2 separate regions of the Homo sapiens genome follow, and region 1 is linked to region 2. The links are chromatin contacts, found by Hi-C or POLR2A ChIA-PET in ENCODE. All regions are on one chromosome and are shown on one strand. Each heading gives the region's core, a stretch centred on a gene start or an enhancer-like site at or near the end of the contact. The rest is flanking DNA. Distances are from core to core; before and after follow the strand shown. Region 1 holds the start of LOC124901000 (a long non-coding RNA gene). Region 2 has its middle 170 kb from the start of MAP1B.

The links. Hi-C counts contacts between places; a loop is a spot of excess contacts on that map. ChIA-PET counts read pairs that join two places held with the same protein, here RNA polymerase II (POLR2A). Pooled maps may share reads with other maps.
Region 1: a map of ascending aorta shows a loop between it and region 2 (3-fold over the local background). The contact joins two enhancer-like sites. A Hi-C loop is called at or near these places in 2 of 168 maps with a recorded cell type or tissue (ascending aorta and heart right ventricle) and 3 of 50 pooled maps. POLR2A ChIA-PET finds 5 or more read pairs at or near these places in 3 of 52 experiments (AG04450, MCF 10A and activated naive CD4-positive, alpha-beta T cell).

What each region holds. Positions count from the first base shown.
Region 1 is chr5:71,972,754-71,979,462 of GRCh38, reverse strand. It overlaps LOC124901000 (a long non-coding RNA gene), which reads right to left and starts at 1,455. Exons shown (of 2, transcript XR_007058811.1): 1 at 1,327-1,455. Within about 2 kb of position 4,567, at least 10 of the 41 ENCODE cell types and tissues checked have a DNase peak (open chromatin) inside an H3K27ac peak, as active enhancers do; they include ascending aorta, where a contact is called at or near this core.
Region 2 is chr5:71,930,679-71,937,960 of GRCh38, reverse strand. No RefSeq gene overlaps it. Among named protein-coding and RNA genes, the nearest start is that of MAP1B, 170 kb to the left of the region's middle. Within about 2 kb of position 4,905, at least 18 of the 41 ENCODE cell types and tissues checked have a DNase peak (open chromatin) inside an H3K27ac peak, as active enhancers do; they include ascending aorta, where a contact is called at or near this core.

The sequences.
Region 1 (6,709 bases), core at 3,318-5,817, 42 kb before region 2:
ATTCAGGACACTGGTTATCTCTGGTGGGAAGGGAAGGGCATGATAGAGAGAGGGAGTCTAGGAGCCCCTAAGTTCCAGGAAGTGTTCTCTTTCTCATGTTTGAGTGGTGGGTACATCCCAAATTAATTTTTAAATTAAACTGTACATATTTGTTTTATACATTCTTTTGATGTGGGGTAATGAGACCTTTCATACACCCTTGGTGGAAATGTAAAATCATATGTCTCTTTGGGAAAACAGTTTGATAGTCTGTTAAAATGTTAAGCATCACATTAAACCTACCATATGATGCAGCCATTTACTCTTAGATATATGCCACAGAGAAATGAAGGCATGAATCCATACAAACACTTGGAAACAAACATTCAAAGCAGCTTTCTTTGGAATAAGCAGTAACAACTGGAAACAATCCAAATGCCCCCGCGCCTCCTCCACCAACAGGCAAATGGATAAACAAATTACATCCATACATTGAGATGCTACTCAGCAACAAAATGCAATGGAGCATTGATAACACATTATACTCAGCATATTTTGAACAAATCTTGTATTTTGAATAAATCTCAAGACAATCATGCTGAGTAAAGGAAGCCAGATTAAAAAAAGAACATATTGTATAATTCCATTTATATAAAATTCTAGAAAATGCAAACTAATCAACAGAGACAGAAAGCAGTTCTGTGGTTGCCTATAGGGAATTAGTGGGATGGATTATCCAGGGGCAGGAGAGAACTTTTCGGGGTGAAGGACTTCTTTATTATCCTGATTGTGGTGGTGGTTTCATCACTGTGCACATATATTCAATTGTACCCTTCAAATATGTGCAATTTATGTATGCTAATTATATGTTAATAAAGTGATACACAGAATATATTATATATATATAAAAGTTCAGATAATGGGAAATTTTACAAAGAAAAGTGAAATAGGACATATGATAGAGACTCTCAGAATATGCTGCCTTAGAGCCTTAGATAGGATGGTCAGGGAAGGCCTCTCTGAGCAGGTGGCTCAGTGTAATAGCTGTGGCCAGATGGCCTTCCAAAAAAGCTGTAACAATTCATATTTCTACCAGTTACGAATGAGGGTACATTTTACTCCCATTTCCCTACCAGGGGCAAGGACATGTGTCTATTGTTTTGCTGATCTGGTGAGAGATGTCCTTTCTCAATACCTTCTGTTAACCTTGTTATTTACATCAGTCCAAGCTACAAATCTATTTATTATTAATCCAGAGAGACACTCTTCCAGATCTAAACACTCAATCTCTCAAAGGAGCCAAGACGTAGTATGCATACCCTACAGGGCATCCATTTCTCCACACACCTCTCTGTGCTGGCCCGTCAGTGTTCTCCATGTCCTCTGTTATCAGGGCCAACAGCCTTTGTCTCTTTCCATTCAGCCGACCTTACAGCAAGGCAGTCAGGGCTTCCAGAAGGTTCTAAGTGGGTGAGTGAAAGACGGTTGGTTCCTTCTCTCCAATCCTTTGACAGGAGATTTACTTCATCTTTACACAGAAAGAAAAAATATTAAAGAGGGTAGGAAACCGGCTAGTTTAATTTAGGAAGCACCTCAAGTAATTAAGCATTGAAATGTTGCTTCCCTGGTGCAATATTCTCCAGCACATTTTCTTTGATTCAGAGCTAATAAAAATCAACAACAATGTGTTTGGGGGAAGGGCAGAGGATGATGAGTGATGAGGGAAAAGGGGATGTAAATGGGTCGGGAGAGAAGGATGCCAGTTATTTTAGCCTACAAAAAGGATGCATTGTAAGCGACCAATTTCCATGATGGATAAAGATGTGCATGTCATTGTATACAGCCCTGATTCTAGGAGACAATTGTGGACCCTTCTCCAGCTGGCCCACTGGAAGGATCTGACTATTTTGGCTCACATGATCCAATTCCAAGGGAGGGCTCTTATTTCACCTCTTCCCTGCTTCCTTATGCTGAGGAAAGCAGGATTACCGTGGCAATGGAAACAAAATGTTAGAAGGAAGTTGGCTCTGAAAAATATTATAGAATAATTGGTTATTCTACCACTGCTTTCTGCCAAACCACTGTCTTCCCTTGAGAGTCCAGAGTTCTGAATTTAAGAAACAAAATAAATCTTTTTGTTGCTCAGACACCTCTAAATTCATTGGTATCTTTGAGATCCAACACTCTCAGTGAACATATATTGTGTCTGCTGTCTGGTAGACGTTCAGAGCCAGCGCTAAGTCCTGTGGCCCTTTTATAGTGCTATCAATTTGTCATCTGTCCTTGTTTTAAAGACCAGCACATTTTTGCCATGGCCTCATCTCACGATAATGAAGTCTTTGGAAAATTAGCAATCTCAGGCATTTAAACTTGTATGTGCACTGTGAGGCAAGGTGTGGGACAATGACTCCAGCTGCTAAAAGGGGATGTGCAATGATTATACTTACTCAGTAGACTTTATTTTTCGCACTGCCTAGGCTGCCCCTGGTGATAAGTTAGCCATTTAGGAAGACATTTGAACTCTGCAATTCCCAGTGTGTTTCTTAGGTCTTTGTCTGTACTGTGTCCTCATCGGAAACATGCTTCTCTTTGTTCAAGCACTCATCCATTAGCCAAAGATATATTTTTCCTTTGACATTTATAGTCTCCCCTTCACATATTGAGCATTTTAGGCATTTAGGTTACAAGATATAATACAAATAGTCCTTATGATGGAGAATCTGAGAGTTTAATGGAGAAGATTGGGAGATACACACACACAAACACACACACACACACACACACACATGCAATGGCTAAGAATATAGGCTTTGGCATCACGTGACTTGGGTTGTAATCCCATCTCTGGCACTTATGGCCTTGACTAAGTCATTTAATCTTTCTAAGCTTCAAACTCTCATTTATAAGATGGAGATTCATTCATCTAACAAATATTTGTTGAGGGCCCACTTTGTGCCCAGCACAGGCCTCGTACTAGGAATCTAACTTTGGACCAGCCAGACAAAAATCCCTCCCAAGTGCAGCTAGCATTCCGATATTAACAGACAGATTGAAAGTTAAACAACAGAGACATAATACGCCAGGTAGTGATAAGTGCAATGAAGAAAAATAAAGCAGGGTGAGGGGATAGTAAATGGAGGAAGATGCTGTTTTTGGTAGGTCAGAGAAAGCTCTCTGAAGAGGTAGCACTGGACAGAGATTTGAGTACGTTGACAGAGGGTCGCTGTGACAATCTGGGAGAAGAGCATTCTAAGGCAGGCCCTGAGATGAGAGAGCACACCTGTCATAGTCAACCAATAGCAAAGTGGCCAGGGAGCTCATGGTCACAAAAAAAAAAAAAAAAAAAAAATTGGGCATTTGGAAAGAGGTGAGAAATGTGAACAACAGAAATGGATCAAAGGTTAGGTTAAGCTAGTAGAGGAGACTTCTAGTGTGCAAATGTGCCAAAAATTGCCCTCACTCTCCCCTTAGCAGCCTGGTCTCCCTCTTACTCCCACAACTACAGGTCCTGATAGTACTGGAATGAAAATTTTTGTGATAAACCTTGGAGGCTTGCAAATCTTTTAGATTGATGTCCAGAAAGAAAAGAAGATATAAGTAACAGAGAGAAGCTGAACTCCAGAGCAAAAGACCAACCTGAACCTGAAACCTTTCCCACAATACTCTTTAAGTTTTCCTACTCTGTGAAATAGCTACTTACACTGCCTGAAATTCTACTAAAGATACATATGTATCACTATATGCCCTCTCTCAAAAGAAGAAAACTCTCAAAATGTGACTAGAAGTGTTACCTAGTCATTTGCACATGAGTATAAATTAGTGTGTTCATCTTTCTTTCTAACATCTAGCTGACATCATTTTCTCTAGAAGAAAGAGTATTTCAGTTAAGGGTAAAAGATAATAAGTAACTCTTTATGTTTTTTCATGTATTTTGTTCTACTTTATATTCCTGCTGCTTCTGAAAAAAATTTGAGGCAGCAAATATTTTTAAATTTTGAAGATTTGTGGAATAAGATGGACTGATTCCACTCTTTCTTCTACCACTTCTGCCTCCTCCACACAAAATAGTGATGCTATCTATAGCTGAAGGTATAGTTGGAACATGTTTGGAGGTTTGGAGACATTGAATTAAAGTGATCCCTGAGAACATAGAAAGTAAATTGTTTCCCACTAGTTATACTACAAAATCCGCACATGTTGGATAAGAGCAATACTACATCAACCTAAAACAAGCCAACAAACAAACAAATAAAAAAAAACCAGAATGGCTCCCAGGCTACCAATTTTGGCTCTGATCTGATTGAAGACATCATCATAATTAAAGCAACAATGTATCTGGCAAAAAATAATAATAATAAATAAGAAAAGCCAGAAAGCCCAGAAAAGAGAATGTGAAAGAAGCAACTCCCAAGCCTTGATTATGCAGAATGCCAGAAGAGAGACTAGTAGGGTCTAAAGTTGTCCTGTCTAGTCCTGTGACAGTTGATCCCTGATCTAAGTGAGGCTCAACACAGTTTTCTGATTGCACTCCAGCTTCCCTTGCAGATTTGCTTCCAGGGAGGAAATGCACTGGTAGCAACATGCTTGATAGCCAGCAATTTTTTTAACTGCCATTCTGGTTGGCACATCTAGCTGGTATGAGTCTGTTTAACCTGAGTCAGACCCTGAACTCCAATCACTTCTGACTCTAAGGCCACAAGAGGCTGTGTGCACATGACCTGATTATTATGAACTGTGGCCCAGGACTAGAACTGTATTAATAAAGAGAGGGAGAAAAATCTTCCCCCTCCAATTTCTCCTCCTGTCCTCCCCTACTGTCCCCCACTAGTCCCCTCTTCTGCACCGACACATATTCTATTCCTAGATCCCTCATTTGTGTTACAATTCAGCTTCATTATAGATAAAGTGGCTTCTGGGGATATCGTGAGACCTTCTCTCCACTGTTATTTCTCTGAGAAAAAAAAAAAAAAACATTGTTAATTCCAATGTCTGATTTTCAAATAAATTTTGGACCATGACCCAGTTACAATGTGGGGACATTTTGTTCCTGTAAATTGGTCTTTCTAGCCAGTGTCTGGGAGCTGGCTGGGAAATGTACTTAGTAAATCACTCCCAGTGGTTTGGGAAAGGACAGAGAAGGTTCTAGAAGAGATGAGTCAGGCAAGGGGGTGGGCAGCACAGAGGGGAAAGGAACAAAGAGCCAAGCAATATTCTGAAAACAGAATTTGTACCCAGCCAGAAATAACTGTCTGATCAGGCCTAGCTAAAGGCTTTCTGAAATGACAAAGCAAATATTAACAGAGAATTCTTTAAGAGCCTCTCTCAGTGAACACAACATTTTTTTGGTGATAAGCCAGGTGGGTTTATGAATAATACACTTTGCCAAGCAATCTTGATAAGACCTCATTCTCCCCTGCAGGGCTGGAGAGTTGAGAACTGAAGCTTTTGTATCTCAACAAGAATATAGCACCTGACACAGGGACCCATCTCCCTGTACTCACCAAACAGCTTGAGATGAACATGATGCCTGTCACAAGGATGCTAAAAAGCCCAAAGGACATTCTTTAAAAAACCGAAGGAAAATGATCAGCTTCCTTTCAACCCCCTACATGGAAATGGTGGACTTGGGCAAGAATAGCTCAATACTTAGCCAGCTGCTTCTTACCTAACTGGTGTGTGAGTGAATGTGAGTTTCTGTTTGGCAGGTGCAGGGATCTCGGATGAACCAGAAACTGTCAAAAGAGAAAAACTCGTGCAATGTTGTTGCTGCAATCCTTCTATCTTAAAATTAAGCATGTGGTTCCTTTACAAAGGGATTATAACAGCAGCTTTGTCAGAGTGCCATGATTATACATATTGAGAACTACATTCATTCATCCATTCATTTAACAAACATTTATTGGCTGTACTGTGTTCCAGGATGCAACAGGCCTAGGAGAGGCAACAGAAGGTACACAGTTGCAACCTTGTAGGAAAGAAGGAGAGTACCCAGGAGACTTTGAAAGTACAGAGGATGGACATAGAAGGGGAGTGAAAACAGAGATTGTCCCAGCCAAGTTCAGTCCCAACTGGTCAGTCATTTATAGCGTAGAAAAGAGCGGTACCTCCAAAAAGGGGTGGGGCAGAAAGGCTGGATCTGATACTGTCTGGGAAAAGCAAACGAACACTCAAAAAACTGAACCCAAACAAGCCACAGCAAGTAAATACACACACAGGATGACCAACTTGCAATATGCACATTGTGGAGGAGAGGAGAGCAATGTAGGACTCTGACAGGAAGGCAGGCCGGAATGTGACCCAGAGTGACGGAAGCCAGAGCTTTCACAGGGAGAACAGAGATTAGCCTGACAGGGTCAGAATCTCCAGCTATTTTGACAGTGCTTGTCAATATTTATTTGTTCAAAGTGTCCCCTCCACTTGAGAGAGTTGATACAGTTTCCGAAATCTGACAACTAAGAAGCTGGCAGGGTAGTCCCGGAACAGCAGTGACTATTTTCAGCATGGGGTTAGGGGAAGCACTCCAGCTCTGAGGTCAGAGTTGAGTTTCTAGCAAAGCTCTGCCACTCCTTGGTCCTCAGTGTCCTCATCTGTACAATGGGGAGAATAATAGAATTGCTTCAAAGCAAGGATTAAATAAGATAGATTCTGTACCAAGCTTACCATGTCGTGAATAGCCAGCCTGTGTTAGCCATTATCATTGCCAGCAGTAAAGGAGAGCTATTAAAATTTG
Region 2 (7,282 bases), core at 3,656-6,155:
GACACAGTGACAGTCTCATAGCCACAAGCATGCCCGGTGGACCATTCTTGGTTTCTAAATATCATAAGCCCAATGGCCATTTTTGGTTTCTAAATATCTTTCTCTGATAAAAGGACCCAAGGCTGTTTGGAGCAATGGCCGGTTCTAGGGTGGAGGAAAAACGGATGGAGGCATGGCAGAAGAATAAAGGAGCCAGACTGAAGAAGCTCTCACTAGCCAAAGACACAACAATTTGTGCTTCATAACTAAATAGTGATAATATTAGATTATAACCCTAAAGAATAAATATCTGGGAGTCTATTCTGATATAAATGATTACATAAATAAATAAATGGGAGACAAGGGACAAATCTTTCTACAGAAGAATTCCAACAAGTAAACGTAGAAGCAATGAATGAAATAGAAAATCATCATTAAAACACCTCAGTAATAACTGCTGCTGGCAGGAACCCTAGATAAATGATCAAATAAGTGGGTGAAATTTTAAGAGGGAAACAGCTTCAAAGTATTTCTTTCAAAATTTACTAATTACTCTAGTGGCTGTAATATATAACAAATTCTTTGATACCCTGCTCTCTAGGAGGTGGTGCTTCACTCTCCTGCTCTTGGGTGTGATCTAGACAAAGAGACTCACTTTTAACAAGTTATTTGTGGAAGGAGACGTATAGTAACTTTACCATGGAGAAATCTGGCAAATATTACCTTAACAAAGTGATCAAGGTTAACATCGCCATGTTAAGTCACATTGATATCCACTATCCACTGATATGATGAGATGAGAAAGGCACTATTCTTCCCCCAAATCCATAACCTTAGTCCATGAATGAGAACATGTCAGATCAACCCAAACTGGGGGACATTCTACAAAATATCTAACTCCTACTATTCAAAGGTATCAAAGTCATGAAAGTCAAAGAAAGACTGAGGAACTGTCATCATTTGGGGGAGACTAAGAAGACACAATGACTAGATATAATGCGGTACCCTAGACCAGGACCTGGGACAGAAAAAGGACATTAATGGGAAAACTAAGGAAATCTAAATTAAGTCTATAGTTTAGTTAATGGTTTTGTATCAACGTTAATTTCTTGATTTTGATTAATGTACCATGGTTATATAAGATGTTAGCATAAATGGAAGCTAGGTAATGGTATAACATGAACTCTCTGTATTATCTTTGCAACTATTTTGTGAATCTAAAGTTATTTCAAAATAAAAAGTTTTTTTAAAAAAATGCTCTTACTAGAGGCTCTCAGTTCTAGGCAAGATGGAATATGCTTTCTACAGTTTTATCTCTCCTGCTGGTTACAATAAAACCTTGAACAAAATAGAAAATACAGCCACTTGAAGATTCTAAAAAATAAAAGTAAATCATAATAGTTGAAATAGGAAGGCAAATCAAAACTTGAAGGACTACCAGGACAGCCATGGTGAGTTTCCTGGTTTCTTTTTCCTTCCTTTGTCTACTAGGTTTGACCCAAGGACAAGCCAAATCAAGAAAATGTGCCATGCCATGAAAAGCCCAACCCTGAGGAAAGCCTGTCTTTCTGGCCAGAGGATTAGGAAAAGCAGCCCCTGTAAGCTGGAGACTGTAAGGAGAATCCAGGGTTTGTTTTGTTTTGTTTTCTCTTTTTTCTCTCAAAGCCCTTCCTGGAAGCCAGTCCCTGCCCCATAGTAGCACAATTGCCAAATGTGGTGGTGTGGTGGGCATCTGAAGTTCTGAGAGAAGAGTCACCCCTCCAGACATAGGAGCTGAGGAGAGGCGCCCCAGTCGTGCAAAGTGTAGGGGGACTTCCTATTATTTCTCTCTCACCTATTTCCTGCTTCAATGAATATAATTCAGAGGCAAACTCCATCTTTCTAGTGAGAGGACTCCAAAAAGGAGACTCCAGATGCTGGAAAGTGTGAGAAAAATCATTCGGAGGAGAGAGCAGAAATAGGAGATCCCCCATTTTTTGTAAGCTGTCACAAATCCTGAGCTCACAGACAATTGTGCATATGTAGAACACACCCCAAGAAGTATAGCAAAGGCTCTGAGAACTAAGCCTCAATGGCTTCCCCCAAAAGCACAGCTTTCAAAACTGTATGGACATTGGTACCACCCACCAACAGAAGGTGAGACAGAACTCACAGTCTAAGCCTGACTGGTGTAATTTCCTGCCAAAACACAACCTCTACATTATCCAGAGGAGAATCTCAGGGCCCAGAGATTCACAACAAAGTATAACAGGGCCCAGAGTCTCACAACACAATATAAACTGTCTTGGATATCATCGAAAATAGTCAACCTGCCAAGAACCAGAAAAATCTAATTCTCGAGTCAATCAACCAGTGACAACTTCGAGATGACCCAGATATTGGAATTACCGATAAAGACCTTGAAACATCTATTATGACCATTCTTCATGAGGAGAAAGGGAGCACTCTTGAATTGAATGGAAAGTTCTCAGAAGAGAAACAGAAATCATAACAAGAGAACCAAATGGAATTTTAGAATAAGAAATACAATATCTGAAATAAAAAATTCACCAGATAGACTCAAAGTTGGAGTCCGTCTTCAAAAAAGTCGACATGACCGAAAAAAGAGTCCATTAACTGAAACTAATTAGAAACGATACAATCTGAAGGACAGGGAGAAAGTAGGTTGAAGAAATGACCAGAGACTCAGGACCTGTGGGGTGGGACAATATGAAAAGTTTAACATGCATGTGACTGGAGTCCCTAAAAAAGAGGAGACACAAATTGGTGCAGAAAAAAAAATATATTTGAAGAAATAATTACAGAAATTTCCCAAATTCAGTGAAAGACATAAATTTGCCGATAATAAGAAGCTCAGGGAACCACAAACAAGACAAATGCAAATAAAACCATCAGAAGAAAACTGTGAAAACCAAAGGCTGAAGAAATATCAAAACCAGCCAGAGAAAATGACACATTGCATATAGATTAACAATTTAATTGACCGTGTATTTTTTTTCAAGCTAGAAAGAAAAGAACTGTCAACGCATAATTCTGTATCCCATGAAATCAAGACGTTCTCAGACGGAAGAAAACTAACAAATTTCATTACCAATAAACCTACTTTAGGCCAGGTGCAGTGGCTTATGCCTGCAATCCCGACACTTTCGGAGGCCGAGGCGGGTGGATCACTTGAAGCCAGCAGTTCGAGACCAGCCTGGCCAACATGGCGAAACCCTGTCTCTATTAAAAATACAAAAATTAGCTGGTCGTGGAGGTGCACACCTGTAGTCCCAGCTACTTGGGAGGCTGAGGTGGGAAAATCACCTGAACTGGGAGGCAGAGGCTGCAGTGAGCTGAGATCACACCGCTCTACCCAGCCTGGGCAACAGAGCAAGATTCTGTCTAAAAAAAAAAAAATTACTTAAAAAGAAAGTTACAGGAAGTTCTTCAGATTGAAGGGAAATTACCCCAGAGGGAGAATCAGAACTTCAGGAATGAAGAAAGAGCAACAGAAATTGTAAACATCTGTGTAAATATAATAAACCATTTTGTCCTCTAGAAATATGTATGACTATTGGAAGCCAAAATTAAAACATTGTTGGAAGGGAGAGTTTTCAATGCATATAGGTGTAATATATATGGCAATTATAACATAAAGGGAGGAGGAGGGTGTGGAACATACATGGTTTAAGATTTCTACATTCTACTCGAAGTGGTAAAATGCGAAATTTAAATAGAATGTGAGAAGTTAGGTAGGTATATATAATGGATACATAACACCTAGAGCAACTACAAAAATAAATATAAGATGATACCAGTATGAGCCTGGCTGCCTGCCCCTTCCCAGGTCTGGACTAAACACCCCCCATCTGAGACTATTCACCCATTGCTCACCCAAACCTTCCCTCTGGGGCTCAGCTGGAACCCCCTCCTATTGTCACATTTTCTAATCCCCCCATAGCTGCGGAGACAGAGGTGACTCAGCTCAGTCACATCCAGGATGCTACAAGGCAAGGAGAAGTTGAGGAAATCCAGACCCTTTCAGTCCATCCTCCAAGGGGAAAATTGCTGCTTGCCCAAGAGCCCACAGCAAGCCACTGTTAGAACAGTGGCCTGGAAGCAGATATTCCAGTACCACACGCCATCATGAAACTGGAGATTGGGGCTCCCTCCCCAGCTCCTCTGCCCCACCTGGGAGCAAGTGCTTGTGTCCAACTGTCCTCCAGGACTACTAGTAATGAACGCATACGTAGACGTTCTATGTGCCAGGCACTATTTTAATTGATTCTATTTCTGTCTATCTATTTACTCATCCATCCATCCATCCGTCCATCCTTCCATCCACACTAAGCCTCAAATTGCCCCAATTGAGATAGGTACTATCTTTCTCTATCGTTTATGGATGGAGAAAATCAAGCATTGGGAGGTTAAGAAACTTGCCCCAGATGACAGAGCTAACAAGTGTTGGCCCTGGAATTTGCATGCAGGTCTGGCTCTGGCATCTGAGTTCCTAACTACAGTTAGCAACACAAAGCACAGCTCTCTAAGACATTCCGTGGTCTGGAGGCTCCCCCTGACCCACACCCCCAGGATCATTTCTGTTCAGGTGGAATTTGGTGAAAAGGCATATAGAGGGCGGCTTTGAAGGAAGGAACTGGAGGGTAGGAGCTGGTAAGAGGCCTCACGCTGCTGACAGGCTGGTGGAGGGAGGCGCTTGGGTACCGTTGCTAGGCAACTGCCTCAGGCCTGTGGTCCTCTCAGCGCTGGAGCCTTCCTCTTGGGCTCCTCCGTTCTTCCCTAACAATGGCTGAGGACACCAGCACTTCCTCCCTTCTAGCTTGCTCCCTCTGAGTCACTGCCATTCCCAGTCACATGGTGTAAGCAGCTTGGCTTTGCCCCAAGACCCTGGTGGGGGCAGATAAGGAGCCTCCCATCATGCTTGAGTCCAGCCTCACTCTCTGGAAAAGTCTGGCCTCCTGCGGCAGCCAAGCATGGCAGGCCTCTGCCAACAGAGGTTAAGCCAAGCATCCTCAGACCATGTCCCAGCTCCAGTTCAATCTGACCTGCGTGCCGAGATTAGCAGCCAGCTAGTGGAGTGAAAAGGGATCTCCTCAACTTGCTTCCCTTTTGCCTTCCTCAAAGGTATTTGCTTTGTCATTTCTGTCCAAAGATCAACAAAGTGTTGCTGCTGGTGACACATCACAAATTTGCCCCTTGGACTTACCAGGAAGTCCAAAAGGAGGCCAATTAATCTCATTACTCTCCTATACTCCCTGTCTGCTTTAAATGTGATTCATTGAAGGTGAAAGGCTATTTTCACAGCCAACTATAAAAAGCCAAAAAAAAATGAAATCACTGTGACCCAGCAAAGAGGGTCGGACACTGGAAAGCATCCAGCATTCAGAGGACAGGGGCATCTCCCTTCTCTGCCAACAAGCCCACCAGCATTGGCATGAGTCACAGTTCAGTCCCCTCCATGGCAGCCTCCCTTGGCACATTCTTCCTCCCCTAGTGACATAACAGAGGCCCCTCCTTCCCACCACACTGCCCCATTCAGCTCACAGATCATTTAGCCACCTTCTAAAACACTGAATTGTACCACTTTCAGTAACAGCCTTGCTGGATACCTTTCATGGGCCAGATTCTTGACTTTCATAACTTATGTAAGTGATAGCCAGTGTCATGCTTGAAATCATTCTTTAATAACATCATTAGGAAACATGCCAATTTTTTTTTTTGTACAGGAAGAGCTAAGAAGAGGAGGCCAGGAAACAGCTCCTACCTTAAGTGCATCTGATGACAAATGACTCAAACACCACTTTGCAGAAGTAAAGGTGCTAGGCTGAGTCTTTGTAACAACTGGACCCAGAAGGGCACTGAGAAACACACAGCTGCTTTCTGTTGAAGACTAAAAGCATCCTTCAGCTACTCTAACATTTTCTCCCAGGCATTTCCAAAAGTGGGGTTCCAATGCTAAGGTCACTGGGGAATACTAAGTATCAAGTCCACTTCCTACTTGTTTCTCTTGAGCACACTCTAGAGTAGAACCCAGAGCTCTCCTTTAGTTCTTCCTGTGGTTCTTTCCCCCAAAGGAAGGGGGAAGATACACAGGTTGAGGAGGCAGAGGACAGGGCACACGAAGCTTTCAGAACTGTAGAAGTCTCCTATGTGATCCTGGAGAAAGCTGTGCATCTAACATACTGTCCTTTTTCCAGAAACCAGCAAGTATCTGTCTGCCCCTCCCCTAGCCTGGGTTCCCAGATTTGGACACCTGCCCCAAGAGAGATGGGGTCATCTTCAGCATCCAGCCTATGAAGTTCCCAGAGGGAGGGAGCCAGTAGCTCATTACCATTTCATCCTTTTGGTAAAACACCTAGAAGGGCTAGTTTGTCTTGTGAATAAAACATAGAGTTCTTTCTTACTTATCTCAGGACCCCAATTCACTTTGCCAAAAGAAAAAAACATTAAGCTGAAAGCCGAGTCATGCAAGAAACTGCCTTTCCTTTTGTTCCTAAGCAGAGAGCTACAGTTAAAGGTTAAATATCTCCACAGGTGATAACTCTATGTTCACCTTACCTTATATAAGGTGCCAATTTACTGAGCATGAGATGAATACATAGTTGACTGTTCCCCTACCTTCTCCTTTGTCTTACAACATGTGGATTAGCATACCCTCCCTCTTTCCCCTCCAGTCTAGTTTTCTGCTTTTAATATTGAAGCCCCCAAATTCATCTTTGGAGACAGGCACAGACCACAGACTGTTTCTGTGATTTCTGTGTTCTCTTCTTCTGGGCATGTCCTTACTCTTGGCAAAATACACTTCTAAATTGATTGAGACCTGTGTTAGATAATTTTTGGTTTACAAGCCCTGCTTACTCACCCCTCAAGAAGATATCTTGTTGGGCTGGGCTCGGTGGCTCACGCCTGTAATCCCAGCACTTTGGGAGGCCGAGGCAGGTGGATCACGAGGTCAGGAGTTCAAGACTAGCCTGGCCAAGATGATGAAACTCCGTCTCTACTAAAAATACAAAAATTAGCCAGGCATGGTGGTGGGCACCTATAATCCCAGCTACTCAGAAGGCTGAGGCAGAGAACTGCTTGAACCTGGGAGGTGGAGGTTGCAGTGAGCCAAGATTGCACCACTGCACTGTAGCCTGGGCAACAGAGCAAGACTCTGTCTCAAAAAAAAAAAAAAAGAAGAAGAAGACATATTGTTGGGTTTAGTCATCTGTGGCTCTGAGTGGTCACACTGGGTACCTTTCCAATGGGGCTACATAAAAGGGATCTGAACAACTACTGTTCTCAGGAAGAAAAGTGGGAA